Regions from separate parts of the Homo sapiens genome. Here regions 2 and 3 are each linked to region 1. Evidence: chromatin loops called from intact Hi-C (ENCODE). Cell type or tissue: CD4-positive, alpha-beta T cell. All regions are shown on one strand. Links, peaks and the distances in the headings refer to the core of each region. The heading gives the core; the rest is flanking DNA.

Region 1 (6,029 bases), core at 2,017-4,516:
TCTCTCTCAGTACTTCTCAATTCATACTTTGCTCTTCAGCCACAGTAAGTTAGTTTTAGTTCCCTGAGTATGTTATCAGCTCTCTGGATTCTGGGCTTTGCTCATATTTCCTCTATTCAAAATACTCTTATACTTCATGTCTTTCTTGCCACACCCCCCACCCCTTCCCACCAGCATATGTGTATGTATCACAATTACTCATCCTTCAGATCAGATTCAGTTTAAATGGCATTTCTTTGGGAAGCATTTCCTGATTCTCTACCTCCCAGGCTGGGTTGATTGCATGTATAGCACCTTCTACTGTAGTACCCTTTTCATGGCATTTACTTACCATAGCCTATTTGTTATTGCCCTCAAGCTCCATTAGGGCAAATTGTTTTTTCATTGTTTTAAAGTCAGCACCTAAATCTCCCTGGCCAAAAAAAAAAAAGAAAAAAAAAATTGGTACACTTTGAATTTGAATCAAAATAAATTTGTGGGTTTTTTTTTTCAACCTCAGAGAATTACTTTAATTCCAAATTGGGAATTCTTACTTAGTTCTGTTCTCATTCATTTATTCCTCTAGTATAAATAAGTAAACATACACAGACACACAAAGAAAACTTGTTTTACTGAATATAACACACATGAAGAAAACTGCACAAATCATCTTCACCAAATATTTATTAAGCAGGCCCTCTCACCTACTTAATCGTAGATAAGATCTTCACTGTCTTGATCCTATAATAGGAGAGTGAGACAATAAACAAATTAATAAATTAGACGGCTCAAATGCCAAATAGTTATTTGTATTGTGTGGATTTAAGATAGGATTATATGATAGTGACTGAGTTGCCACTTTAAATTGAGTAGATCTGGAAGACTTCTGAAGAAGAGGCCTTTAACCTGAGATCTTATTGTCGTAAGAAAAGCTTGTCAGAGGAAGAACATTCTAGTCTAGGTATCAGTTGGTAGAAAAGCCTTGTGGTAAAAGCAGCTTTGATACTGAAAGGAGGCCAGCATGGCTGAAGCATAGGGAGTAAGAGGAGAGTGGTTTGAGATAAAGTTGGAGAAATAGGCTGGGGAAGACTACCTAGGGTTAGGAGTTTGGATTTTATTCCAAGTGCAATGGGACACAATAAGGATATTTGTTTTAAAAAATGATTTTGGCTGCTGTGTGGATAATAGATTATAAGGGGGCACAAGTGAGAACAGGCAGACCAGCTAGAAGGCTATTATTTAAAGTGGACCAGGTGAGAGGCCATGGTGGCTTGGTCTTAGGTACTAACCTTAGAAATGGAGAGACACAGAAAAGTTAGAAAATGCTTTGGGGTACAGCTAACAAGATTTGCTTGAGAATATAAATGTGTGGGTCAGGGTTGAGTGAAAGAGGGGAATTAAGGATAGTTTCTAGAGTTTTTAATCTGGGCAACTGAGTGAATGAGGTGTCATTACTAAAAGAGAGGGGACTGGGAGAAAGGTAATGTTTTTATTTTTAAAGAGGACTGTAGATAAAAAATTCTGTTTTGGATATAAGTTTGAGATCTCTCAGACATTGATATGGAGAGTTCAAATAGACAAAGAGTGTACAAATAGGCATTCTTGGGAGCAATCAACTGAACAGAAAGGGTTGAAAATAGTCCACACCTGGATTTAAAGTCATGGAGTGGTTGGTATTCATCTGGCATTGGAATTCATCTAGCATGAATGCCACAATTCCCACCCCTTCTGTTTTCCTGGAAGATATCCCTCAGTATGGTACTCCTGCCTGCTAAAACTGATTTAGCGTCAGGGGCCCTTTCAATATAGTGCTTCAAGCAACCACAACCAGTCAACTACAGTAGGCTTCCAAGGTAAAACTTATTTGTCATCCTTGTCTAGGTCCTACTGACCTACTTATAAACTTCTCTGTAACTTACATAGATACATAGTTTCAGGTCATATGATTGGATTTCTTTTTGTTATTGTTAAGCTTTGATATTTTTATTATTTGCTCTTGTTTTTCTGATAACCAAAGTAATACTTTGCATTGCTATAAAGATATACCTGAGACTGGGTAGTCTATAAAGAAGAGAGGTTTTATTGGCTCACAGTTCCGTAGGCTTTACAGAAAGCATAGTGCTGGCATCTGCTTAGCTCCTGGGGAGGCCTCAGGAATCTTACAGTCATGGTGGAAGGTGAAGGCAGAGCAGGCATGTAGCGTGGTGAAAGAGAGAGAGAGAAAAAACAATGACTAAATCTGGAAATAAGTCACTATTGTGAAGACAGCACCAAGCCATGAGGGATCTGTCCCCATGATCCAAACACCTCCCACCAGGCCCCACCTCCAGCACTGGGGATTACAATTCAGCATGAGTTTTGGGCAGGCACACATATCTAAACTATATTAACATTCTTATTGTGAAAATTTTAAACATTACTGAAATGTATAACTTACCTATTAAAAGGTTCTCATAAGCCCACCCTTTGAAGGTAACAGAAAAGTTTCATGTATCTTAAAATTCAACAAATGTTTTAGTACCCACTCTGTGCCAGGCAAATAGCCTACCCTCATGGAGCTTACATTTTAATAGGGAGACAGTCAATAAAGCAAACGAACATGCAAATAGATAATGGACTGTCAGTTGGTGACAAATGCCATAGAGTAGGCTAAGATGCTATTTTAGAAGGGCTTGGAAAGTCTTCTGCATAGGGTAATATTGGAGCAGAGACTAAATGGTGGAGGAGAGGAATATGGGACTGTTCAGAGGAAGAATATCCCTGGTGAGGGAACTTCAAGTATAAACACACTGAGGCAGGAGCATGCCAGATACAAGGATGACAAGAAGGGCAGTGTAACTGGAGCGCAATGAGCAGGGCAGAGAGTGGTAGATACATGTTTATATATCTGCATCTCTAGAGTTCAGGGAGCAGGTTGGGGTGGAAGATAGAAATTTGGGTGTCATCAGATTATATATGTTGTTTAAAGCCATATTTAATAGACAGTTTATTCTGAGACCGAGTATTGATAGAGGAGGGGAGGCCTGAGAACTGAGCCCTGGGGTTGGTCAGGAGGCAGGTGCAACCAAGAAGAGTAAAGTGGAATGACCAGCGAGGTGGGAAGAAAGATACAACCATATGTTGTTTTAGAAGCCTTGTAAAGAAACCTGTTAAACAGGAAGGACTAATCAACTCTGCTAAATGCTGCTGGGACTAAGAAGAGTGATGAGAATGAAAGCCTGATCAGACAGAGTAGCTTCGAGAGAGAATGGGAGGGGAGGAAATGGAGATAGCAACTAAGTCAACTCCTTTTCAAAGCCTTTTGCTGTAAAGGGGAGCAGTGTGATTGCCTGGCAGCACAGAGGGCCCACTTTGAGGTTTGTGGTCATGAATTTAAAGTGCAAACAACCAGAATAGTTGTGTTTTTCTTCAGTCTTGTTCAGCTACTTGGTAAGAGGTATGGAATAGACAGAGAGTTAGATTTAACAGGTTTGGGGTTTTGTCAGGTGAGTACTGACAGTGAGAAAGGGGCAAGGCAGGGATTAGAGTGGTGAGAAATTAAGATATAAAGGTAATTGATGCATGCTTTAAAAAAAAGTGTTAGGTTCAGTGGTCTAATCCACTTAGTGGCCTAAGATAGGGTCAATCTAATCCACTGAGCCTATCTTCCCTGTTTGGGAAGAAGTATTAAGAATGGAGGTATTAGGGGAATTGATCCAGAAATAGAAAGGGTTGTTCAGATTATGAGATGCTTGGAATTGAGATCTTAAGGCTTAAGGTGTGATTATAGGGGCAGAAGATAAGCTTAGCATATAGAGACCTGATGATGGGTGGATTGCCCACATGGATAATTTAAATCAAGAATAATGAAAAGAGTAGAGGTGGAAAGATAATAAGCCCATTACCAAATTTTTCAGTGACTGAAGGGGGGCAATCAGGAATTGTAACCCTGGTAATCAAGATGGGTAGAGGGTGTAATGATCTAATGGCACGGGCCTTAAGGAAACTGTGCTGTAGGGAAGAAGTAGTAGGAACTGTGATAAATAGTGGTAGTGACAAGCAAGAAGGACATCTGCCTCACCACAAGCCCCAACAGTACTGGAGTGTAGGAGAGAAAACGGCGCTTCTTAATAGTGCTCTAGGGAAGACAGTGCCCTCCATTGGTCAGTTTTCAGGTAGAGCATGAACATGCTATGTGGCTATTTAGAGAAGAGGCTGAGGATTTAATGAAATTGCATATTTAAAAGTAGTTTTTTTAATTATGGGAATAATTATGTTGACAAAGAAACTTGGTAAAATATAGAAAAAGATAAGGAAAAATTACCATAAGAGACCCATGTTAATATTTTTGTGGGTTTTCTTTTGGATTTTTTCTTTTATTCTGAGATTATTTTATTTTATTTTTCATAATATTTTTGTTTGTATTATGCATATGACATATTCTTTGTAAGAAAATTTTTAATAGTTTTCTGATTATAAAATATGATCATGGTAGAAAATTTTGAAAATAGTGGAAAGCATATGAAGTAAAGAAAAACTAGGATCACAACACGCAGAGGTCACATAACCACTGTTAGCAGTATTTCTTTACAATCATTTTTAGGCACATTTTTAAAAAAATTATTGAACTTCTACTATATGTAGATTATTAAGCTTGGTCAGCATCAGAGAGCATTCACAGGTTTCAGATGAAAGGTAATAGTATAGTCATTATTTTAAGTCAATATTAAGTTTTGGATGACTAAGTTGTCAGCAAAGGCTTAGATTCAATGGTAATAAATGACAACAAGGTACAGAGCAACACATAAGAAAAATTCTTGTAAAAGGTCTGTGTCTAAACTACGCATTTATCTTTACATGTATGAGGGAGAAACTATATATAGAGAGTGTGTGTGTGTGTGTGTGTGCGTGCCTGTACACACCAGATCCCAATTAGCATTCATATATATAGAGAATATATTTCCCAGAATGTTAATTGGCTCTCTCTGGGTAGTGTAATTTTAAAATTACATCTCTTGCCTAATTTCTCTATGGTAACATTTTTGACTTAGACTTTAAAAAAGCATAAGTTTTTTAATGAAAGTCAGTTAAAAAGTAGCTCCAAAGTACAAAATAAAGAAATTCTAGTTCAGCATTTTTTTCATTTAAAAAAGAAAACAAACTGAATTTATTTAAATGTACACCTGATAAAGAACTATTTGCAAGGAGATCACTCTGAGATGTTTTTCAAATTGGTAAAAATTTGCCTGATTTTAGGAAATAGTGAAAACTCTTAAAAAATCAACTAAATAGAGTATAAAGAAGTATTTTTCCCTACCATTAATTTTTATATATTCAGTATTTGCAGTTCATCAATAGCAAGAGAAATAGTGGCACTTCTTTTAAATTCTCTGGGTCTACTGCTGCTCAGTTGAAAACGTGCCATGGAAATATATGTCTATCCCTTCTAGCTTGCCCAGCGTTCCATTTTCACTTCCACAGTGAAAGTTATTTCTTAGAAAAAGACAGGTTTTTTTTTTTCAACATTTTCTACACAGACAAAGGGTGATAATAAATTTTGGGGTAAAACTGAGTTGTATTGTGATGAATTTTGTTTTGCAATGAAAAACAGGAGAATGAATATAATGTAAGAGTGTGATTTTTTATTTTCTGAAAATATGATTCCTATAAGAGCTTTCAGAGTAGTTCTGCTCCTTTTTTCCCTAAGGTGAGTTGGGATAGAAGATGAATTCATAACTTAGAATGCAGAAATCTGAACAATTAGTTGTAGCTTTGAATCTCACTGCAGTTTAGAGACGAGGCAATTTACATAGATCTGTAGCTTGATTTTTTTTTATTCACTTAAATGAAAGGGTTACCTATGCATGATGGATAATTATAAAACTAAGCAGGATATAGAAATATACTTTGTTACTGGTGTGATATTTCTGAAGCCTTGCTAGATTTTTTTAAAAAAATCAATTTTCTGCAACTCACCAGTTACCATCTTGTGGTGCTTTGTACTTTTATATACATATATATATACATACCACAAAATCATTTGTAAGTACAAAGAAAAGCTTTTTAACCAA
Region 2 (6,029 bases), core at 1,649-4,148, 70 kb after region 1:
AAGTGGGTAGGGGGTACTGTATTAGACACTGCCTCTCTAAGTAAAAAAGGATTAGTACTATCATTATACATCTGAAGAAAATAAGGCTCAGAGATGGAAGTAACTTGCCCAAGAGCACTCAACTAGAGGCAGACTCAGGACTCAAACCCATGCCTTTTTTTTTTTTTTCTCACTCTGTTACCCAGGCTGGAGTGCAGTGGCGTGATCTCAGCTCACTGCAACCTCTGCCTCCCAGATTCAAGCGATTCTCGTGCCTCAACCTCCCAAGTAGCTGAGATTAAAGGCACGTGCCACCACACCCAGCTAATTTTTCCATTTTTAGTAGAGACGTGGTTTCACCATGTTGGCCAGGCTGGTTTTGAACTCCTGGCCTCAAACAATCCACCTGCCTCAGCCTCCCAAAGTGCTGGGACTACAGGCATGAACAACCGCACCCGGCCTCACACCCATGTTTTCAGAATCCCAACGCATTAATTCATTCCACAAACACTGAGTGTCTGTTAGATGCCAACCACTGTTCTCAGTGTTGAATCCACAAAATATATTGCTATTTCTACTCTATTATACTGCTTATCATTTCGTAAGAATAAAAATGCTTAATGTTCACACTGTTAATGAGAGCTCATTTTCAACCATCTTTAGAACTCAGGTCATTTAAGTAGAATGTATTGAATTGTTCAAGGAAATAAAACACATGTATGCATTCTCAGAATAATAACTTACTTGATTAGATTTTCCAAAGACTGCTCCTTTACTTTGATGTCTGTAGGAAGTAAAAATAGTTCTTTTAATTTAATTAAAAGCTTTATCCAAAACCCTATGTGTAAACCTCAGTTAAGAGTCACCTAAATTTTGGGGAAACACTCTTCCCTCACATTTTAATTAGCCACTTTCTTACAGTAACATAGAGAAGAATGGAAGCTTGTGGTTGTGCCACTAGTTAGAAAACAAACATGAACTTGGCCCTGAGACCATCCTGCTAACATCTAATTTCCTTTTGGAAAAGAAGACAAGGGAAAGAATTAGATAAACATTGGCATATACACTACTAACAGCTAATCACAATCTTTGTTTTCATTTCTACCAGCTAGTAACTGCACAGACCCATCTGAAAGCCCTTTGATAGATGTAATGTAAGTAGAAAAAAATCTTTTCCACATTTAAAAAAGTCTTTTGCTTTCTGACGAATGTTAACACATGCCATAATTTTGAATAAATACTTTAATTCTAAGTATTCATGCTTTTAACAGGGATTTGAGCATGGACTGTGTGTCAGACGCTGCGTCAGAGACTGGGATACCACAGGGACCTGACCAGATATAAACTCTGCTCTCTAGAAGCTTGACAGTCCAAGCATCACAAATATTTGATTCGGTATACTTTTTAATCACTCATGCTCAACTGAACTATTTGGTAAAAGGTAAAAAAGCAGAATCACTCTACATCCTCAAAGGAACTCAGTATACAACAGCAACAGCAACAGCTGCTTCCTGCTTTACATGCTGAAAACAAATGGTTCAGCCAAAGTTTGTTTTTGCAAAAATAAACATAGTGCAACTGAGGAGTCTTTAATAGACTTATGCAGATTTCCTAAGTGATTATAGAAGTGTTTCTTATAAAGGATATCAAAGAGTTTGCTTGGAAATTATAGCAGAGTTAATATTAAATACATATTTTTAAATGTTCTTGGAACCAGCATTGAAAGCCTTTTTCAGGTTTGAAATATCATTATTTATTTAATATTTCTACTTGTCTGTCACATTATGGAGAAAAAAACGAATGCCTGTTATTAAGAATGTGGCCTCCCTATAATCAATGGTGTTAGTCAACTTTCAGATTTCCTTTAAATTACGTTTCTAAGATTTTAAAAATTTTAACCCGTTTATTAATTCATTCACTCTGAGCTTCTGAAATGTTGTGATGAGATTTTTCATATTTTCAGTTGTCTTTACTTTTCAAATATGCTCTATAGAATCTGATTTTTAAAAGGAAGAGGGTTGAGGAGAATTTTTAGACGCAAATCCTTTTTAATCAAGGAGTGCATTCGTGACTTCGTCTCAAGCCAGACCCCGCATTACTTTTCCCTTGTCTTCACACAGTCCATAATTATTCCTCTCTATTTCTACTTGCTAGAATGTAAGGTTCTCTGATTCATCTTAGTACCAGGACCTAGCATAATGTGAAGTACCCAGAAGACACTCCATAAATGTCTACTGAATAAATTTACTCAAGTGACTCTCCTACCACTCAGTCACCAGCCCATATTAAACTATCCACTCTCTGGGCAACGTAAGTCCTAACTCCTTCATAAAGTCTTTGTTGACTTCTCCTCAAATGCTTTTTGTTCTTGGAAAGATCTACACAATTAATGCTATCTTTTATTAACCTCTAATTATATCATATATATTGGTCTTGTCTTTCTAAGTAAATTTTAAATTCTCTGTGTTTTCCTGCCATGGTTTATCCTCACTAATCCCTATGGAACTTAACCCACAGCAGGCATTGAATAAATACATACTAATTTAAATAATGAGAATGCCAGATGATAAAACGATGAGAACTATGGTTTGAGGATTTGAAATCATGACATCCTATACTTCACACTCTGTTCCTTCCTGCTTTTGTTAATGGAGCAAGGAAGATACATTGTTTAACCTTGTTTGTCTTTTCCCAGGAAAGCTAAGAAAAGGGGCAGCTCTTAGAAGGACAACTCAAGAGCCACATTTCTAGTTTGTCCTTCCTGCCTCTCCATACAATAGAATTTTTGTTCTTTAAACTTTCACGTGCACAACACATTAGTTCCAAACTAGATTTCAAAGCTTTGAGAGCAGGACCCACGTCTACACTTCCTTAGTATTCCAAAAGAAACTAACTCTACATGGGGCATAGGGTAAGCACTCAATAAATACCTGTACACTGATCTTCTATCTGCCTTTCCAAAGCTTCTGAAAAGATAAGTGCTGCTTCCTCTCCTTCCTATCTTTTTTTTTTGCTTTTGAGAAGGAGTCTCGCTCTGTGGTCCAGGCTGGAGTGCAGTGGTGCAATCTCAGCTCAATGCAAGCTCCGCCTCCTGGGTTCACACCATTCTCTTGTCTCAGCCTCCCGAGTAGCTGAGATTACAGGCACCTGCCACCACGCCCGGCTAATTTTTTGTATTTTTAGTAGAGATGGGGTTTCACCGTGTTAGTCAAGATGGTCTCGATCTTCTGACCTCGTGATCCACCCGCCTCAGCCTCCCAAAGTGCTGGGATTACAGGCGTGAGCCACCGCACCCGGCCTTTCCTGTCATTTTTAATGGATATATGGGGAGGTTATCAGGTAGCCTGCCTCTCAGATTCTTCCTTCCCTGTTCTGTTTTAGAACCTTTCAGTACTGTTATAAAACATATATTCTAGTATCTGAGCTCCAATGAATCCCCATTTTTCATCCCTCAGATACATCTACTTCTTTAGCAAAAGTCCTTTTAAAAATTATCCTTCGCCCGTCATCTACTTTGACCTTCTACCCACAGCTGGCCTTAACTGGATCTAACTTTGGGATAACAAGATGGATATATCTGATGGCATAGTCCACACCAACTCACAAGTCTTACAGTGTCCTTGTTAGTAAGGACTATAAAAAAAGTAAGACCAGTCTCTTTTTACAAGGAAAATTCAAAGACAAAATTATAAAGATAATTAATGATGAATGAAGCACTAAATCACACTGGCAATAAACTAAAATAAGAAAACATCATACTAGCTGATTGCAAATATTGGCATAAGACCAAAGAAAATGTGTTAGAGAAGCGTTTATGGCCTAATCTAGATCTATAATTAATTAGATGCCAAGAATAAAAGGGGGGCCGGGTGCAGTGGCTCAAGCCCATCATCCCAGCACTTTGGGAGGTTGAGACGGGCAGATCACTTGAGGCCAGGGGTTTGAGACCAGCCTGGTTAACATGGCAAAACCCCATCTCTACTAAAAACACAAAAATTAAACAAGCATGGTAGCAGACTTCTGTAATCCCAGCCTCAGGAGGCTGAGGCAGGAGAATTGCTTGAACCTGGTAGGCAGAGGTTGCAGTGAGCCGAGACTGCACTACTGCACTCCAGCCTGGATGACAGGGTAAACCTTATCTTAAAAAAAAAAAAAAAAAGGAATTAAAAGGAGTGTATTCTGGCTGCAATTGACTGAACTAGCAAGAGTTAAAGATTTTCTGTGCCAATGGGTCATAAGACCAAGTCTGAGAATATAGACTAAATAAAACTTCCATTAACTTCCATAAATATTTATTTAGTGCCTACACTGTGCTAGACTTCTAGACATTAGGAAGAGAATAATGAGCAAGATAAAGTCTCTGCTCTTATGAAGCAGTGAAGAAATCAAGTTAATAAGGTAATTCATATGGCTGGTAAGACTATGAAGAAAGTAGTGTAAGGTTATAACACATCACTGAAGGGATTCAGGGTGCAGCACATGAGATTAAATAAAATTTCACTCAAGATCAGGAGCCAGCAAACTTCTGAAAGGGGGCAGGCAGCAAATATTTTAGGTTTTGAGGACCATATGGTCTCTGTCACAGCTACTCATCACTGCTGTTGTGGCATGAAAGTAGCCATAGATAATATATAAATGAAGGTGCACGGCCATGTTCCAATAAAGCCTTATTTACAAAACATTAGGCCAGATGTGATCCATGGGTACTTGTTTGCTAATCCCTGCTGTAGATATTAATTTCTATCCTAAGAAATGCCAATCATTAGTAAAAATGTATTATAATCTTTTCTATTAAGACATACAGCCAGGCACCGTGGTTCACTCATCTAAGCCCAGCACTTTGGGGGGCCAAGGTAGGTGGATCGCTGGAGCCCAGAAATTCGAGACCAGCCTGGGCAACATGGCGAAACTCCATCTTTACAAAACATACAAAAATTGGCTAGGTGTGGTGGCGTATGCCTGTGGTTCCAGCTACCTAGAAGGCTGAGGTGGGAGGATCACTTGGGCATGGGAGGTTGAGACTGCAGTATGCTGAGATTGTGACACTGCACTCCAGCCTGGGAGACAGAGCGAGACCTTGTCTCTTAAACAAACAAACAAACAAAAAATTTATTTTGTTGCTTAAAATTAAATATTGTTAAATAATAGAGATTGGCTATATTATGCAAATAGCTTAAAAATTTTTGGCAAATTGGCCAGGTGCAGTAGCTCATACCTGTAATCCCAGCACTTTGGGGGGCAGAGGCGGGCAGATCTTAAGGTCAGGAGTTCGAGACCAGTTTGGCCAATATGGCGAAACCCCATCTTTACTAAAAATACAAAAATTAGCCGGGTGTGGTGTCAGGCACCTGTAATCCCAGTTACTCGGAAGTCTGAGGCAGGAGAATCGCTTGAACCTGGGAGGTGGAGGTTGCAGTGAGCCAAGATCACGCCACTGCAATCCAGCCTGGGCAACAAGAGCAAGGCTCCGTCTCAAAAAAATAAAAATAAAATAAAAGGCCGAGTGCAGTGGCTCACGCTTGTAATCCCAGCACTTTAGGAGGCCGAGGCGGGTGGATCATGAGGTCAGGAGATGGAGACCACCCTGGCTAACATGGTGAAACCCCATCTCTACTAAAAAAAATACAAAAAATTAGCCGGGCGTGGTGGCATGAACCTGTAGTCCTAACTACCCAGGGAGCCAAGGCAGGAGAATTGCCTGAATCCAGGAGGCAGAGGTTGCAGTGAGCCGAGACTGCACCACTGCACTCCAGCCTGGGCAACAGATTGAGACTCTGTCTTGAAAAAAAAAAAGTGGCAAACAGAAATCTTGTCTTATATTCTGAATATCTGTATTTAATATACAGAGGCCAAAATCATGGGCTTATTCTCTGCCCTGATCTTGTGCTATGTGATAGACATTTTGGTGAGTGACTTCACACACAGTTTCAGTAACACAGTACAATTCAAAGTATGATCTCAGGACCAATGCCAGTATGTGAGCTTTGTGTTGCCAGTAAATGATGAAGTAACTACAGGAGTAAGAATATGTACAAAATTTATAGTAACTT
Region 3 (6,029 bases), core at 1,649-4,148, 79 kb after region 1:
AGGGGTTTTGTTATTATTATTGGGTGATGAGAGGCAAACTTAGCCAACAAATACTTATTACAGATCATCTACTATGTACCAGGTATTATGCTAGTCACAGGTTTAAAATGACAGGCAAAACACAGCTCTGGCTCTCATGGATTGTGCAGTCTTGCTCATGTCTCATACAGCAGAGAAAGGCTCTGCAGTCATGGCACTGGTTCTTACTATGATTAATCATGGACAAGTCAAGTAACATTCCCAATCCTTGGGAGGAACCCTTCTACAAAATGGGTATAATAACTGTAAACATAAAAATGTGGTTTTTAAGGGTTAAATGACACAAAGTATGCAGAGTGCCTAGTAGTGCCTTGCACATGGAAAAGTCTTAGTGTTAGGAATTTGATGATATAATAATGATAATGTTTTAATAATGAAGATGTTCTAAAATGCTGTGTCCTGCTTTAATCCAACTGCTTTCCTTATTGGAGTAAGCTCAAAAATATTACTAAATACTTGAAACTACATTTATGATTTCATTCTGACAAGTTCAACTGTTTACATTCTAAAAAGGATTTTTCACATCTCAGATCAAACTATGAAATATTAGTATTATTCCATAAAAAAGCTTCAAGGTAAAACTGTTAAAAAAATTATATATGCAATAATACATACTTTAAATGAGTCTTAAATACTTTAAGAGTCATGGGAATACAGTCATGGAAGGAAATAAGTTCTTCATTCAAAAAGAAAGTGACAGACCACTTAAGAAAGAATTGAGATGCAAGTCACATATAAACACTAAAGCATTTTGTGTAGCAGTGTCTTTGAATTGTCTAATTTGAGAGATTAAAGAAAACCTCACACAAGCACTGCTCTCCAGGACCCTGATTTATAAACTGTAACCACTCCTGTAGCTGTGGTGCAAACTTCTTCAGTGAATCCTGGAACATTATGCAAACAATTTCACCATATGTCAATACCTCAAAGAACAAAAGAACCAGTTCTTTGTGTTTCACAATCGAAGGGCTTACCAGTGAACTATACTAGAGCAAAGTCACACAGTGATGAGAACTGAGATTGCAGAAGCCTAAGTATTGAACCATCCTATAATATTCATATAAGCCTTTGTGCTGTGATCATTTTTCCTCCAAAACATTATTGCTGCAAATCTAAATTTAAAGACTAAAAAAACAGCTGTTTTGTAAGAAACAGTAGGTAAACACAGGCCTTTTTAAATTTTAACCTGGAGTAACCTATAGAGAAAGCAGTTTACCTAACTTATATTGGATTATGTTTTATCTAGGACAAAACCCAAAAAAACTCAAAACATCCACTCATTAGGCATAAGGCACAATCTAGTTAGAAGATGCTCAAGAAAGACAATAGTAGGTAGTAGTAATTATTATTAAATATGCTATAGACTCTAAGCATTATAAGGATTCAGCATTTCCCCCACTAAGAGGGCATCTGAAGGCATCTTCTGAAAATACAAGGCGTAAGCTAGACCTTGAAAGACAGTTAAGATTTAAGACTGGAGAAGCCGAACATGGGGAAAGAATGAGATACTATGAACAAAGTAACAGAGGCGGGAAGTCTTGGGCAATATTTAAAATGGCATTAAGCCATTACCCAGAAATAGCTAACTGTGCCTGACTTCTCTCTAAACATATATCTAATTCCTGACATCTTATTTAGTGCCAATTCCTGTAAATTCTGCTGTATATTTTATGTAGCTGACTACTCATTTCTTTCCCTACAACCATGGTTTGAGCCCTCAATATCACTTGCCTGAATAACCTTAACAGTCTCCTAACTCATCTCATAGCCATCAATATTTCTTTCCTTTTAGAAGCATAGATGCTTTGTAAAACTCCATTTTAGATTTCAATGCTTTTGTTATTTTGTATAACAAATAAAAATATTTTCTGTGGTATTAAAGCTAAAAAAATCTGTTAAGAAAAATTAAACTTGCTAAGAACTCTATTAAGCCCTGCAAGTATCATGTATTTATATCCTAAATTAAATCAGTTAAATCTGTGAAGTGAAAGAAAGCCAAGCCAGCAAAACTGTCAAAAACTGTACCACAAAACCACATAATCAAGAGTGACTAGTTTTCTCTTCTATACAGAATACTGTTCTTGGGGATGGGTTTTGTTTGTTGTTGTTTTTATCCCCACATACAATTTGCATGCCATTGATGTAACATTGATTTTTGATGACACTAAGGAAGAGTATGCACATGGCCACACACTAGGTACATAAAGTTGAATGACTACGTAGACAGAAGAGCTACAAGATTTATTCTCACACATAAATGAGAGCCACTTGTAAATTAAATTTTAAAATGACAATTTACAGCATATAATTTCAAAGACAAGATCGAACTCCAGGGTGGAAGGCAGGGGGTTGGGGGAAAAAATAAATAAGAAATTCAACTCAGCAAGTACTTGTGACATATTCATTATATGCATGGCACTGTGATAGAATGCAATGGCAGATAGGAAAATGAGTAAATCAAAGAGTTTATAATATGATAAAGTCATAAACATATATAACATGGCTTGGCTGTGTCCCCAACCAAATCTCATCTTGAATTGTAGTTCCTATAATCCCCACATGTTGTGGGAGGGACCCGGTAGTGGGGGAGGTGAGGGGGGGAGCAGTTACCTCCATGCTGTTCTCGTGATAGTGAGTTCTCACAAGATCTGATGGTTTCATAAAGGGATTTCCCCCGTTTACTCTGCGCATCTCTTTGCTGCTGTCATGTGAAGAAGGATGTGTTTGCTTCCCCTACAGACATAATTGTAAGTGTTCTGAGGCCTCCCCAGCCATGCTGAACTGTGATTCAATTAAACTCCACAGTTTATTGACCTCAAAGTCAATTTGACCTCAAAATTGAGTCACAATTGACCTCAAAGTCAATTTCCCAGTCTTGGGTATGTCTTTATTAGAAGCATGAGAATGGACTAATACAACATACAAGTAACTGAACATTCTATATAGGATGGGGATTAATTTACCAAAATTGTTTTAATAGAAGAATGGCACAATTATATTTACGATTTAAAAAGAAAACTATGAAGTAGGAAAAAAATGATGGTAAGGTGGCTATTTAAAAAAATAATGATTAGAACCAGTAATAAGTGGAAACAGAAAGGAAGAAAAAAAATTAAATATGCTCATGACTTAGCAGGTAGTCAAAAACTGTTCCTAAGTGACTAAAAGAATAGAAAGAGCTTAGATTATTTTCTTCTAAGACCACGGAAGGATATAGAACTCTAGATGATAAAATCTAGCTTAATACAAAGAACACTAAAACTAGGTGTTCTTTGTATTAAGCTAGGGTTTTTCATGACTACATTAGTCCCTGGACAACAATGAAACCAATTAATGCTTCTGAAAAGTAACGATAAGAATCACTACAAGGTCGACAATGCTGACTATCACAATGAATGTTGTGGTATTAAAAAAAAGAGAGGAAATGAGTTGTTACTTTCTGAAAGTAATATACATTTTTCCAAACTAGAAATGCATTATATAAACAGATGAACATATGGCAATACTCAAGGTCACTCATGCAATAGCAAGAGAAAGTGGAAACATTTCACAATGATAGGAAATTATACAACCTTTTCTCTGAAGTCAGCCACAACTGATAATGCAGTTTTTATCTGAAATCATTGCTACCTGGTTTCATGGAACTGTCTCATTTATCTGCCTTTTAAAATGTTTTAAAACCATTTCAGTCACCAAATTTCTACAAGAGAACTAATATATTCTATCACACAAATGATTAAGAAAGATAATAAAATTCTATACAAAGAAGTATTTCAGAATTTGTAATTTTTTCTAATATTTGTTTGGCCTATAAGATCAAGTAAATATACACATACTAAGTGTTGAATAAAAAGACTGAAATGTGCCAAAATTGGTAACTGTGGATATCTCTAGGTGGTGGTACTATGGATGCTTTTTTATTTTCTTTTTATACTCAATATATCTTCCTAATTTTCTGTGAGCATAGAAATCATTTATTATCAAGGAAAATGGTTCTTCTAAAGCAGGAACAATGCTAAATGGAAGCAATTCTGATTCTGTATGTCTAAGCTAACTGCTTCTGCAGAAATGTTAAACTCAAGAATTCAAGAAAAGGACTTTGGCCGGGCGCGGTGGCTCATGCCTGTAATCCCAGCACTTTGGGAGGCCTAGGCAGGCAGATCACGAGGTCAGGAGATTGAGACCATCCTGGCTAACACAGTGAAACCCCGTCTCTACTAAAAATATGAAAAAAATTTGCTGGGTGTGGTGGTGGGCGCCTGTAGTCCCAGCTACTCGGGAGGCTGAGGCAGGAGAATGGCATGAACCCGGGAGGTGGAGCTTGCAGTGAGCTGAGATCGCGCCATTGCACTCCAGCCTGGGCGACAGAGCAAGACTCCGTCCCCCCCGAAAAAAACAAAAAAACAGAAACAAAAACAAAAACCAAAAAAAAAAAACAAAGAAAAGTGCTTTATTCTCCTATCTTCTGTGTATTGAGAAAAATCTCGGATTTATTAAGAGTGATCCTCAATTTATTAAGCAAATTTTCATTACCAGGACATCTAAACACAACCAACATGCCTGGCTTTAGACATACAAATAGGCTTTTCTTTCATTAGAAAAATCTGCAAAATGTTAAACAAATACAAGTGTTAGAAATATGTTAGGAATTTAAAAACATGATTTTAAAGTATATGTGTTTATAACTATTATTTTAATGTGAAAAATCCTAAAATTTATTGAATGAAAATTTGAGTACCTAAAGTATCTCAGTCAAGATAATCTTTGCTAAATGTTGGAAAAGAGGCTGGCTTTTTGGCTTCCAAATCTATATTAGACCTTATCTAGTTTAGTAATTTTCATACATCTTACTGGCACTTAGTGTACATTTAGTTCTTTTTTTCTAAATGAACTACTCTTAAGTAAAACATCAATAGAGTTAAAGATAATGATTGGGCTCCCTGAGGATCTAAATCTCTGTTATTTAGTGTTATGTCATTACTTCATTGTCTGCAGAATCCCTAAAGCATCTTCATACATCATGGTGTGGTTTGAAAACCAACATTCTCATCCAGTCTCCCTCCCAATCCTCACCACATACCCTTACAGTAAAGTAATCTGAGATCCAGAGAAGATGACGCCTTAGTTACTGCCTAGGCAAGAAGTAAAACAAGGGCTTTTAAGTTGAAGTTCAATTCTAAATCTTTTCCATTATATTTTTCCTCTACCAATTCTACCCAATATGTAGTCTATTCTTATTCAACATAGATATATTCTAAGCCTCGTGTTAACTGACTCCCTAGACAGCCAAGGTTTCTTTGGTATTTATGTATGCACATATTTGTATGTGTGTGTGTGTTACTGCAATACCTTACAGATTCCCTAAAGTGCTTCCAAGACTCTCTCTTTTAACTACACTTCTCTCTCTGTTAGGAATGCCTTCTGCCCTCTTGCCTATCTAGCTAACTTCGTATAATTCATTTTTTTAACCACTTTACTGCATTATCATCACATAACAATAACTCTTCCAAGCATATGATTCAATGCTTTTTAGTAAATTACCACGCTGTGCAACCACTGCCATACTTAGTTTTAGAACATTTTTCATCACCCAACTAAGACCCCTTATGTCCATTCACAGTCAATCCCTGTAATGCCCAGCCCCAAACAACCATTAATTACTTTCTGTCTCTACAGATTTGCCTTTTGGGGACACTTCATGTAAACAGAATCAAATAATACATGATCTTCTATGTCTGGCTTCTTTCATTTAACATACATGTATTTAATACCTACCCCATGACTTTAACTCTTCCCAAGACATTAGTAGAGACTTCAAGGCAACATCCATACCCTCAAGAGTCTAGGAGTAAGATAAACCTAATCATACTCTTCCACATAATCAATTCTATGATTAATCTATGGTCCTGAAAGCACAGAAAGACTGGCACAGGGCTCTTAGTGACAGGAGGCAACTGCTCTAGCAATAACAAGTTTAACAGAACCAATCA

The links. Hi-C counts contacts between places; a loop is a spot of excess contacts. Peaks named below come from ENCODE experiments on the same cell type or tissue, not always from the same donor. Only the 100,000 strongest peaks of a DNase experiment are listed, where the experiment ranks them.
Region 2: it touches region 1 in a loop (2.7-fold over the local background); 4 of 110 quality-filtered maps call a loop at or near these places.
Region 3: it touches region 1 in a loop (2.2-fold over the local background); 3 of 110 quality-filtered maps call a loop at or near these places.

The regions. Positions count from the first base shown.
Region 1 is chr1:100,924,250-100,930,278 of GRCh38, forward strand. The region is part of intron 8 of SLC30A7 (solute carrier family 30 member 7); the gene reads left to right. Among named protein-coding and RNA genes, the nearest start is that of SLC30A7, 31 kb to the left of the region's middle. In CD4-positive, alpha-beta T cell, for the core only: no CTCF peak of the experiment used is centred there; DNase peaks (open chromatin) are centred at 3,282 and 4,092; H3K4me3 peaks cover 1,300 bases; H3K27ac peaks cover 2,500 bases.
Region 2 is chr1:100,994,387-101,000,415 of GRCh38, forward strand. It overlaps DPH5 (diphthamide biosynthesis 5), which reads right to left. Exons shown (of 8, transcript NM_015958.3): 6 at 724-763. It also overlaps a transcript of SLC30A7 not described here. Among named protein-coding and RNA genes, the nearest start is that of DPH5, 28 kb to the right of the region's middle. In CD4-positive, alpha-beta T cell, for the core only: no CTCF peak of the experiment used is centred there; no DNase peak of the experiment used is centred there.
Region 3 is chr1:101,003,292-101,009,320 of GRCh38, forward strand. All of the region lies in intron 4 of DPH5 (diphthamide biosynthesis 5), which reads right to left. Among named protein-coding and RNA genes, the nearest start is that of DPH5, 19 kb to the right of the region's middle. In CD4-positive, alpha-beta T cell, for the core only: no CTCF peak of the experiment used is centred there; DNase peaks (open chromatin) are centred at 2,120 and 2,700.